4 separate regions of the Homo sapiens genome follow, and all the other regions are linked to region 1. The links are chromatin contacts, found by Hi-C or POLR2A ChIA-PET in ENCODE. All regions are on one chromosome and are shown on one strand. Each heading gives the region's core, a stretch centred on a gene start or an enhancer-like site at or near the end of the contact. The rest is flanking DNA. Distances are from core to core; before and after follow the strand shown. Region 1 has its middle 46 kb from the start of QPCT. Region 2 has its middle 20 kb from the start of CYP1B1. Region 3 holds the start of CYP1B1 (cytochrome P450 family 1 subfamily B member 1). Region 4 overlaps CYP1B1-AS1 (CYP1B1 antisense RNA 1).

What was found. Hi-C counts contacts between places; a loop is a spot of excess contacts on that map. ChIA-PET counts read pairs that join two places held with the same protein, here RNA polymerase II (POLR2A). Pooled maps may share reads with other maps.
Region 2: a loop to region 1 is called in a pooled map, with 2.8 times the contacts of the local background. The contact joins two enhancer-like sites. A Hi-C loop is called at or near these places in 1 of 37 single-sample maps with no recorded cell type and 3 of 50 pooled maps.
Region 3: a loop to region 1 is called in a map of GM12878, with 3 times the contacts of the local background. The contact joins the promoter of CYP1B1 here to the enhancer-like site in region 1. A Hi-C loop is called at or near these places in 2 of 168 maps with a recorded cell type or tissue (GM12878 and chondrocyte), 4 of 37 single-sample maps with no recorded cell type and 12 of 50 pooled maps. POLR2A ChIA-PET finds 5 or more read pairs at or near these places in 1 of 52 experiments (HEK293).
Region 4: a map of GM12878 shows a loop between it and region 1 (2.7-fold over the local background). The contact joins two enhancer-like sites. A Hi-C loop is called at or near these places in 1 of 168 maps with a recorded cell type or tissue (GM12878), 6 of 37 single-sample maps with no recorded cell type and 4 of 50 pooled maps.

Annotation. Positions count from the first base shown.
Region 1 is chr2:37,389,157-37,391,856 of GRCh38, reverse strand. No RefSeq gene overlaps it. Among named protein-coding and RNA genes, the nearest start is that of QPCT, 46 kb to the right of the region's middle. RefSeq lists an enhancer at 1,564-1,753. Within about 2 kb of position 1,281, at least 15 of the 41 ENCODE cell types and tissues checked have a DNase peak (open chromatin) inside an H3K27ac peak, as active enhancers do; they include GM12878, where a contact is called at or near this core.
Region 2 is chr2:38,095,018-38,097,717 of GRCh38, reverse strand. No RefSeq gene overlaps it. Among named protein-coding and RNA genes, the nearest start is that of CYP1B1, 20 kb to the right of the region's middle. Within about 2 kb of position 1,342, at least 13 of the 41 ENCODE cell types and tissues checked have a DNase peak (open chromatin) inside an H3K27ac peak, as active enhancers do.
Region 3 is chr2:38,074,901-38,077,710 of GRCh38, reverse strand. CYP1B1 (cytochrome P450 family 1 subfamily B member 1) reads left to right here and starts at 1,560. Exons shown (of 3, transcript NM_000104.4): 1 at 1,560-1,931; 2 at 2,322-2,810. The coding sequence starts at 2,323. RefSeq lists silencers at 445-564, 1,475-1,564, cis regulatory regions at 608-637, 1,558-1,565, an enhancer at 539-737 and a promoter at 204-1,579.
Region 4 is chr2:38,176,975-38,179,920 of GRCh38, reverse strand. All of the region lies in intron 2 of CYP1B1-AS1 (CYP1B1 antisense RNA 1), which reads right to left. Among named protein-coding and RNA genes, the nearest start is that of CYP1B1-AS1, 47 kb to the right of the region's middle. Within about 2 kb of position 1,579, at least 16 of the 41 ENCODE cell types and tissues checked have a DNase peak (open chromatin) inside an H3K27ac peak, as active enhancers do.

The sequences.
Region 1 (2,700 bases), core at 32-2,531:
ACTGCCATCCAACAATGTCTGAAGCAGATTTGTGGGGAGGAGACCAGGAGTTCAGTGGGAACTTGCTGAATCTGACCTTCAAGTAGAACTGTTCAGTAGGCCGTTGTACATACAAGTCTAGAAAACATTTGAGAGCTCCAGGAGTTGCCAACATATACATGGTATTTAAAGACTTGAAGCTGGATGAGGTCAACAATGGACTGAGATGGAGAAATGAAGAGGAACAAGAACTGAGTCTTAGAGCCTTTCAAACTTGACAAGTCTGAAGATGAAGAGGAATCAGCAAAAGACACTGGAAAATAGCCACCAGGGTGTTGGAGGAAAATCCCATACAATTCTAATTTCAGTGGGCACACAGGACAGAACATTCTATTCTCGAATCTTCTTTGGTTCCCTGAACCAATGTAAACAAATTCCATACTTCTGAGTGCTTTTTTCTTTATACCTGATGCCCAACCATTTCAAGCCCTCTCCCTGGGTTTCCTGTATAGCTCTGGTAACAGCCAGAGCCACAGCCGCGACATCATGAAAAGCTCAGATGGGCAGCCTCTTTCCTGCTTTGATACATCCCATGTCCAGAGGAAGAACTGTGGATCTAAACAGAACCCACAGATGGTGGCCTACCTAACACTATCAAAACACAGAAAGAATGAATGCTCAAACAAGCTCCCCGTCAGGGTGTTGTGCTGCTTTCAGGAGCCCAGCAGCATGTAGAAGATGATGTGCAGAACTCGAGGAAGAGGATAGATAGACTTGAGGACCCAGAGCATCCTACAACTTGAGACATGTAGCCCACTACCTCTATGAGGATCCTGCCCTATATCCTTGTGGACCATGTGCTGAAGTTGCCCTTAGGAGGAAGCAATGTCTAGGAATTAACTTCTGAGGTTCTGAGAACACAGAAATATCTTCAAAGCTTCATCTTTACAATTGGATTTACATACTGACTCATGTTTGAAATTCTGCCATTATCAGAGTTTAATCACTTGATTTTAAAATGTTTCTAATCAACTCTGCTGTTCCTTATTCTCAGCTCAAAATGGGAACATAGAGTTTGATAGAGAGGAACCGGGAGAAGAGAGAAGGCATGGGATGATGAGGAGGGAGAAAGTCCCCTCCACTTCTGCCTCACCTCCCAGGAAGGAAACTAGTCCATAACAGGGAGGCAGGAAATGTAACCTCCCACCTGGAGTTTCCCCTGTTGACAGATGGGGGAGGAAGTCATGGGGATGAGTCAGAAACTCTTTGAGGGAGGCTTTGCTTGAGAGCTGCCTATGCAAATTGTCTTGGGCTTCCTTTTCTGCCACAGAGGAAACAGACTAAACCTAAAGGCTTTGCTGGTACACAGAAGCCAAAAGGAGATCAAGTGTGACTATTCCGAGGTCAGGTTTCTCGCTCGATGCCTGAAGGAGGTTCAACACCCCCTCCTTCCTCTGCCTACTCCTTCTGGCCTTCTGCCCTCCACCCAATTCTCTGTCTCACCCACAAATCCTACCCAATGCAGAAAAGTACTCCATACTGTGGTTCTTCATTTCTCTTTATTTCATAACCATATTTCTCATCTCTCTTCCCTGGGACTTCCTCAAATGTCCTTCTTTTGAAGGAGAGAGATGAGGAGGAGGCAAGAGGCATACCTAGGGAATTCCCTGGAGTTCAACTGAAACTTGTTGCAGTTCTGTTTCTAAGTCACCATTTCCCTGAGGGCAGCACTTTCAGAACCTACTGGCAACTGAAGTCTAGATCCCCACTCTGAAGCTCAGAGCCTCCCTTTGGCGGGCCTTGGGAAAGGAGGACAGGCACAGACAGCTTACACCCAGCATCTGGCTCCTGGCTGTGAGCTTGGATCTCTCCCTGCATCTGTTCCCTCGGTGCCTAATTCCAGCCCTGTGGGTAGATTTGGTCTTCAATAGCTGTCTGGTGCTTCAAGCTTTGTTTGTCTAGCTAGAAGCTTCAATTCTTGGTTTTTTGTTTTTTTTTTTTACTTCAAATAACCAGGTACTCCATAATACTTGGAGTGTTCATCTGAAAACTCAAAATGAGTCACTTCGATTTGAAACAGAGATACAGGATTAGCATAATAGAGTGAAAAGGCATGAGACTGGGTGCAAATCCCAAAACCTGACTTCTGGCCCAATCTTCATTATTGTATAAACTTGAACAAGTTGCTAAAGCTCTCTGTATCTGAGTTTGCCCCATCTCCTCCAGGATGAAGCAGGGCAGGCCTTGAATGAGGACAGGGGCCCTGAGAGCTGGAGCTGGGAGGTGTAGATGCTCATGGCAGCCAGTAGAGCCAAGAGGCAGAGGGCAAACCAGGTTCTTAGAGAACACAAAAGGCCCAGACCAAGGATACCAAATCTCTCACCACAATCAAGAGTAAAAGCCAGGAGATACACTGTTACATTTTATATAGGGTAGTTGGAGAAGGCCTGTGATAAAGGGACATTTGAGGCAAGTCCTGAAGCCAGAGAAATAGAAGCTGGATCAGTTCTTGAATATTTGTTTAATCACCAAGTATGTATTAAACCTCTGACACACACAAATATCTCCAAGTTGCTGGGAATACAATGATGAAAAACATAGACATAGTCCTTGCCCTCATGAAACCTACAATTTGATCATGAAAACAGGCTGCCCCCCACCCATAGTAAAACAATATTGTAATGACAAGTTGTGATAAGAAAAAAGAAAGAAATGAGTAGA
Region 2 (2,700 bases), core at 93-2,592, 710 kb before region 1:
CAGATGACAGAGTTCCTGAGGGTCTAGTTGAGCAAAGATATATTGAATACAAAACCAAAAATAACAGCATGAAGTCAATGGAATAATAGTGTGAAGTGCTCAAGGGAGCCCAGAAGAGAAAACTGTCCCATAATGGAAAGAGGAGGGTAAAAGGAAGGGAGTTTCACAGCAGACAAGGAGAAGGGGCATTTTTGGCTGAGGAAACAGCCTTGAAATGTAGGCTATACTTAGAGACCATTTAGCAGTCTGGCGTGGCTAGGGGGGAAATTTGATAATTCCATGGGGAATGAGACAGACACAGAATGTCTACCCCAAATCCTACCATCTGGGGGCCTAGAATCCTTCTTTGCTTCATGTCAGTAAGGCCAAGAAAAGTACTTTTAAAGAAGAATTTTAAAAGATTTGCATGGCTAGTGAAATCTTTGGGATTGTAGGAAGAAATCACAATAATAATTAAAATTATTATAACTATTATTTTGTCAAACTCCAAGTGATTTAAGACATACATAGTATTTTATAGCTGAAGGAACTTCAAAGACCATTTCATCCAGCCTGCTTATTTTACAGATGAGGAAATTGAGGCCCAGAGAAAAGTTCCTTGCTGCAAATCCACTGCTAGTTGGGAACAAAGCTAGGCTGGAGCACAGATCTCTTGCTTCCTAAGCCAGATCGCTTGCCACGAAAATGTGCCAATCTGTGCACCCCCACTACCGATTTGTCCTGTTTCTCAGAGAAGAAAAAACAATGGTTAGAGTTTAAGAGGTTTCCCTGAAGTCACCCAACTCCTGGTGGCTCAGATGGGACTCAAACCCGGGATGTTGGGGACATGTAGCCAACACTCTCCTGTAAACATTCTTACTAAAACTAAACCCATTCACGAGGGATGAAGTGTGAGACAGAAGAGTGAGTGTGGTGATTAGAGCCCCCCAACCCACGTATCTCCAGTCATGACCTGAGTAAGAAATACAGGGGCTGAAAGAGGTCTGCTTTGCCTCAGCTACCACCAGCCTAACCACGCACGGCTAAGCCTCAAGGAGTTCTCCTTCTTCACTAAGGGCTTAGCTGCAATGTGGTTTAAATTAGACATTTCTTGCCTGAGTAGAACAAATCACTTAGGTTATACGCTGACAAAAAAGGAACAGTCTGCATGCTTGGAAAGCTTAGGGGGAATTAAATTATGTGCTGTCACTTCAGAGTTGTTCCTCTGTCCTGTACACCACCACCTCTCAATTGCCTGCAGGAGCTGCAGGGCCTTGCGTGCAAGCTGTGCCATAACCCAAGGCTTAACATAAACTTCGGGCTCTCAGGTCATTGGGAAATAACAGGTATATCCGGTTGTGCCTTTTGTGCTTGTCTGCACGCAAATTAAAAGCTCGTGCTATGCTGAACTCCTTGGAGCCTCTGGTTACAGAGAAGGGAGGATGCCTTAGAATGGAATTTTCACACAATTGTCCTGTTTGTTTTTCCAGGGAATTGGGTGATAGTGTGTGTTTGTAAGAAGTTCACACCTCTGGGAGGCTGAGCTCAGAAGGGGCGGGATGTGGAGGTGGCCATGTGCCAGGCGACCCTCTAGGGAGCAGGGCTCCAAAGGACCCCACGTCTGAACTTTGAAGGGACGGTAGTGCTTACGGGGGCGGCGGGGAAGGGCGGGGTTTGCGCAGATCTCAGACTTCCTGGCTAGTAGCAACAATGCCAAGTGCAGAGCTAGGTGGGGAGGGGTGCAGGAAGGGATCTGAAAGCTTGGGGGCCATGTACTCAGGCTGTCACCTCCCTAAGGGAGGCTCCTCACCTCCCTAAGTTTTGTGATGCCCCCACTACAGTTCAGCCCTGAACCCTCCAGATGGCTGATTGGAGTAGGAATGAAGCGTCCACTCCGTCTTCATGTTTCTTCCCATGGGACACAATAATATTCCCTTCGCTGTGACTACAGCCTCCCCCCAGTTAAGTAGGAGAAATCTATGCCTACTGCACTCCAACTGTGAGATTTCCTCTGGCAGGAGTTTGCCTAGCTGGTGCAGCTGGGAAGCAGCAGAGAGTTTTTGCAGCCCGGCGGAACTGAATTCAAATTTCAGCTCAACCAACATAGTGTGTGTGACCTTGATTGATAATTCCAACTCTTCCTGCCTTGCTTTATTTGTCTGTAAAAAAGGGATGAGGGCAATGGTTATCTCAAAGGGTTGGCTGTGTGGGATTAATGAAATGATTTCTGTCAAGTGCTTGGCACATTGCCTGGCTCAAAATGCTCCATATATGGCAGTTCTTACATATATGACAGTACATTATTATTGTTACCATTGGTTTAATTGGCAGAGCTGCGATCCAAAAATTTCAGACTGTGGCTCGATCCTGGGCTTCGATTTCAGGCTGTGGCTAAGAAGCCCTCCTGGCTTCACACCTAACCAGGATCCACATGCCTCTTCCACTGAGCTGGGCTCTCCCAGCTTCCTGACTCAGGCACTACCTCGTCTCCGGGCCGCAGGGGTTTGGGCATCATTCTGTCTGCCTCTTCTTCCTCCTCCTTCCTGGGGCTAAGGTACATCATCTGGGCAGGTAGCTGTCTTGGGAAGATGACATCTTTCTAGCCAGACACCTGGTGGTGGCAACTCTGCAATAGTTTAGAGGGTTGCAGTGGTGTTTCAATGCGCCCACACTTGTCTCAGGGCTATTCTCTTAAAATCAGTAACTGGGACATTATTTTTT
Region 3 (2,810 bases), core at 311-2,810, 690 kb before region 1:
AGTGGGACTTGGTGGCTTCAAGCCCTGGCTCCACTTCTTGATGGCTGCGCGACCTGGGTTAAGTCACGCAACCTCTCTGAACCCTAGTTTATTCATCTGTAAACAGGTCAATAATAGCACGAGATTCGCAGCGCGAGTGGAGCTCAAAGTGCAGGGTTGTCCCTGGTGAACCTATCACTTTTATATTTATCCTTTGATGAAGCCAGTACAATTCCTACCTGGTTAACCAGATACATCCCACCTCTTCCCTCGAGTTCGCCCTTCCCCCCGCCTCGTGAAGTCCTTGTTCTCTTAGCTGTCTTGAAAATCCTATGCATCAGCATGTAGGAAAGGGCGCGCCAGGCGGGGGAAGCCACCCCCGCCCAAGCGCCTCCGGCTTCCCTTATAAAGGGAGGGCCCCCTTCGCGACCGCAAGCGCGCCCAGGAAGACCACAGAGCCGCCGGTGCGCAGCGAGGTGGCGATACGCGCCCGGGCTCGGCCTGCGGGTGGTGGCCCAAGCGTCCGCCTCGCTGGCCTGGCAGGCGCGACTGTGCGTGCGCAGCCGAGGGTGGTGGCGGCCGGCACCCCACGCCAAGGGTGGTGGTGGCCGGCACCCCACCCTCGGCCGCCGCCTCCGCGTGTCAGGTGCCGTGAGAAGCGCGGGAGGAGCGGCCGCAGGCAGCGCCCAGGGATATGACTGGAGCCGACTTTCCAGAAGCGGCGCACGCAAAGCCCAGCTCCGCACGCAAAGGGGAGGCGACAGCAGAAACTTCAACCCGATAAAGTTCGCCGGAGCGCGGAGATTCGCCTCCTCCTGCCACTCTCCGCCCCGCTCGGGTCCCGCCCCGCTAGCTCCCCCAGGCCCCCCCAGTCGCCCCAGCTTGGCTCCCCGCCCTGCGCCAACGGCTTCCATCGCAGCCTGGGCGGCCCCGCGCCCACCAGCGGGCGGCGCCACCTGGAGTGGCCTCTACGCGGGAAATCTCAGGGCCAGCTGCGCCCCAGGAGCCTTTGTGTGCCCAAGCACTGTCGGGGCCCCGGGGCGGGGGAGCGGCTACTTTTAGGGATTCCTGATCTCGCCGCAAGAACTGGAAAAAATTTAGCATGCCAAAGAGCCTCCACTGAGGTGGCAATTTGTTTGCGAGAACCTAAGATAAAATTTAAACAACCAACCAGGGGCGCTGTGAGGCAAACCGCTGCCACTACACTGGCTTTCCGGGAAGCAAGCTCAAGTCGCGGAGAGGGAAGGGAGGTCGTGCGCTCGGGGCGGGGCGCGCTCCCAAGTCGAGCGCAGCGGCCGGGGCAGGTTGTACCGAGCGTGGTTCTGGGGACACCGTGCGGCCTCGATTGGAGGTGGCTGTGATGAAGCGCGGTTACCGCACAATGGAAACGTGGGCACCTCCGCTCCCATGAAAGCCTGCTGGTAGAGCTCCGAGGCCGGCCGGTGCGCCTGGACGGGAGTCCGGGTCAAAGCGGCCTGGTGTGCGGCGCGCCCCGCCCCCCGCAGGCCCCGCCCTGCCAGGTCGCGCTGCCCTCCTTCTACCCAGTCCTTAAAACCCGGAGGAGCGGGATGGCGCGCTTTGACTCTGGAGTGGGAGTGGGAGCGAGCGCTTCTGCGACTCCAGTTGTGAGAGCCGCAAGGGCATGGGAATTGACGCCACTCACCGACCCCCAGTCTCAATCTCAACGCTGTGAGGAAACCTCGACTTTGCCAGGTCCCCAAGGGCAGCGGGGCTCGGCGAGCGAGGCACCCTTCTCCGTCCCCATCCCAATCCAAGCGCTCCTGGCACTGACGACGCCAAGAGACTCGAGTGGGAGTTAAAGCTTCCAGTGAGGGCAGCAGGTGTCCAGGCCGGGCCTGCGGGTTCCTGTTGACGTCTTGCCCTAGGCAAAGGTCCCAGTTCCTTCTCGGAGCCGGCTGTCCCGCGCCACTGGAAACCGCACCTCCCCGCAGGTCAGTCTGTCTGCCGAGGCGCTGCCCGGCGACCTCTTCAGATGGATTATTACAGGTAGCGGGTGGCGTGGTAGGTACTTTAAAGGAAATCAAGCGCCACCGCCTCGATGCCCGCAGCGTTGTCCCCAGATTGCAGGAACCGTTACGCGCCTTGCGGGGAGGGGAAGGGTTTGGCGCTGGGTTACAGCGAGGTGGAAACACGCCCCTTCTCTTCTCCAAGGGAGAGTGGGTTGGGGATGGGAAGGGGCGTCTTCGGCCATTTCTCCAGAGAGTCAGCTCCGACCTCTCCACCCAACGGCACTCAGTCCCCAGAGGCTGGGGTAGGGGCGTGGGGCGCCCGCTCCTGTCTCTGCACCCCTGAGTGTCACGCCTTCTCCTCTCTGTCCCCAGCATGGGCACCAGCCTCAGCCCGAACGACCCTTGGCCGCTAAACCCGCTGTCCATCCAGCAGACCACGCTCCTGCTACTCCTGTCGGTGCTGGCCACTGTGCATGTGGGCCAGCGGCTGCTGAGGCAACGGAGGCGGCAGCTCCGGTCCGCGCCCCCGGGCCCGTTTGCGTGGCCACTGATCGGAAACGCGGCGGCGGTGGGCCAGGCGGCTCACCTCTCGTTCGCTCGCCTGGCGCGGCGCTACGGCGACGTTTTCCAGATCCGCCTGGGCAGCTGCCCCATAGTGGTGCTGAATGGCGAGCGCGCCATCCACCAGGCCCTGGTGCAGCAGGGCTCGGCCTTCGCCGACCGGCCGGCCTTCGCCTCCTTCCGTGTGGTGTCCGGCGGCCGCAGCATGGCTTTCGGCCACTACTCGGAGCACTGGAAGGTGCAGCGGCGCGCAGCCCACAGCATGATGCGCAACTTCTTCACGCGCCAGCCGCGCAGCCG
Region 4 (2,946 bases), core at 330-2,829, 790 kb before region 1:
TGTAAAGTAAATTAGGATATGTCTACTCAATGATACAGCATGTGCTATTAAAATGATAATTATGAAGATTATGAGAAAACATGGGTGTTTTCTCTCCCACTTTCCAAACTTTTAAAAATTGTCAGTTTAAATTGAATAAAAGATTCTTAAAATTAACTCTTGACATGAAACTGTTGCCAACGGGACTTGCCGATGATTCGTTTGGGAAAGTGAGGGAGAGAGAACTTAAGGATGACTTCTAAATGTTTGCCTTCAATGGGTGAAAATTGCTGCTGTTTACTAGGGAGAACAGAGAGAGGCAAAGATGGACATTGGGAAACCAAGACCTTTGTCTATACTACATTTGAGAAACTTCTTAGACACCCATGTAGTGATATAGAGAAGTCAGTAGGATATAAGAACTTGACCTTAGGGGATAGGTCAGATAAATCAAGATCAGAAATTTTAATTTTGAGAGCCATCGGTATGTAGATGGTATTTAGAGACATGAGACTGAATGAGTCACTTACAAAGAGCTTATAGATGGACAGTACAAGAAGATCTGGGACAGAGCCTGGAGTCATTCCAGGAGAGATCAGAGAAAGAGAAACGAGCAAAAAGGCCTGAGACAATGCAGCCAGTGAGGTCAGAGGAAAAGGGGAGAAAGTGGTGTCATGGAAACTGGGAGAGGAGACAGCTTTAAGAATGAGGAAGTGATCAACTATGTCAAATATTTTCGAAAGTTGAATAAGATGAAGACACAGTGGTGGCCACTGCGTTTGGCAAAAGAGGTTATTCATGACCTTGAAATGAACAGATTCAGGGGCATGGAGAGAAGGAAGTTAACCAGAGTTGGCTGAGCTAAGAAAAGGAGGTGAGGAAGTGGAGCAGTGACTACAGACAATTCTTTGCAGGAAGGCATGCTGTGAAAGAGTTGAGAAATAGGATTGTGTCTGGAGGGAGCAATGATGTGAGAGAATGTTTTTTTTTGGAAAGTAGGCACCAGAACACATCTGCCTTCTCATGGAAATGATCCAGGAGGGAGAGAGAAATTGATCATGTTAGGGAGAGAAGGGTTTATTGCAGGAGGAAAGTCTTTGGGAAGGACAAGGGGATGGTATCCAGAGCACGAGTGGAGAGATTGGTTTTAATGAAATGGACATGCTTGCTCTGCAGATCCCTGGTGTCCATACTAAGAATCTTGGCATACATACCAAGTGCTCAGTAACTCCTTGTTATTACAAATGTCAGTCTCCTTGAGTCACTGAGAGGAATGACTGCTGGCTGGTCCATCTCATTGCTCAAAAGTCAGGCCTTGAATGAGGCATTGGCAATTGATATGGCCCGGACAAAGAAGAAAATGATGTAATGACAGAGAGGTATACCCTTCTCTCCTACAGCCCCGCTCAGACAGGCTATAGTCCTACAAAAGGGGTGTTGATATGATATGCTTAAAAAATGAAAAGATCCCAGTAATTGATGAATAACTGATATGACTGTCTTTAAATTGAGCTCTTCACAGCTCCTGAGAGTGGCCGCCAGGGAAATGGGCAATGTGGAGAAAAACACAACCTCAAAACCTCTGCTATTGTGCAATGAGGATGAAAACCACTCGAACTGCCCAGAAGCAGTCATGTGGTTGAACCCTGAGGAGAAAAGCTCCTAACCAACTTGTTTAGCAACCTAAGAGAACACAAGTTATAGCTGTAGTTCCAGAAAGTGCTGTATTTAAGCTGGGAAGTCACAGCTTTTATCTACATGGAATGTTATTTTTTATCATTAGGCTTCACTGTTGAAACAGAGTAAGCAGATCTTCGTTGGCAAATAGCTCATGAAAAATATGTCTATGTCTTCAAAAGCGTAGTTTAAAAAGAAGAATTTCTACAAAAACCCCGAAATTTTCACTTGATTTCTTAATCAATACAAAACCTAGGTAACCCAATACAAATTTAGAATTAAAACAAATGTGGATCAGGCAGGATTCTTAGTTGCAAACATCAGAAGCCACTTCTAACAGATTCCTGCAGAAAAATAGTTTGTTAAAAGAATAGTGGCATAGTGGAAATAACCCTGATGTCCATTTAAATAAAATACACTGTGATGTAGTGATACCATGAAATCTGACAATGAAAAAAGAACAAAACACCAATACAAACAACAACATGAATATATCCCACAGATGTAATATTGAATCAAAGAATCTATGCAGCATGTATTGAGTATGAACTGTATATTTCCATCTATATAAAGTTCAGAAAAAGGCAAAACAAACCTATGGTGCTGGTCTCAGGATAGTGGTTACATTTCAGTGGTAAGGGTGGTAAAAGGGGCTATAAGGAGGGATTTGGGGTGCTGGCTACATAGGTGTGCTCACTTTGGAAAATTCATTGACCTGAGTACTTTTGATATGTGCTTTTTTTCCTCTATGTATGTCTTCATGAAAGTCACACAGGAGAAATCAACCCGAGAGCTATTAGGTAGGTCAAAATGTCACCCAAGTGCTGGAAATGCAGATTTGGGATGTTAGAGTCAAGCAGGCTTCTCAAATCTGGCATAGAACTTGAGTGAGCACATCTCCGAGCCACACTAGATGCTGTTGTTTGTTCTGTGGACCCTCTGCCTGGGATACACACATATCACAAGCAGACATCCAATTATAAATGCACTTATTTGTTTTCTGTCTCCCCAGCTAGAATGCGAGCTCTCTGCTGGAACACAGTAGGTACTCAACAAATATTTATTGAATGCAGTTGCTTTGTTCATAACTGAGCAGAACTCTCCTTCTCACGAATGCGTTCTTTCTTTAGGTATAGTAATCTCGTCAGTCAGGGTCCAGTCAAATCTTGCTATCCTAGGAACACATTTGTTATTTAAAGTGGTTTCCTGTATTTCTTCTCTGATTCATTCTTAAAAGGCAATCTAATTTCTTGAGGTTCCAAGTTCATAGCACAGGGGTCATCCCATGGT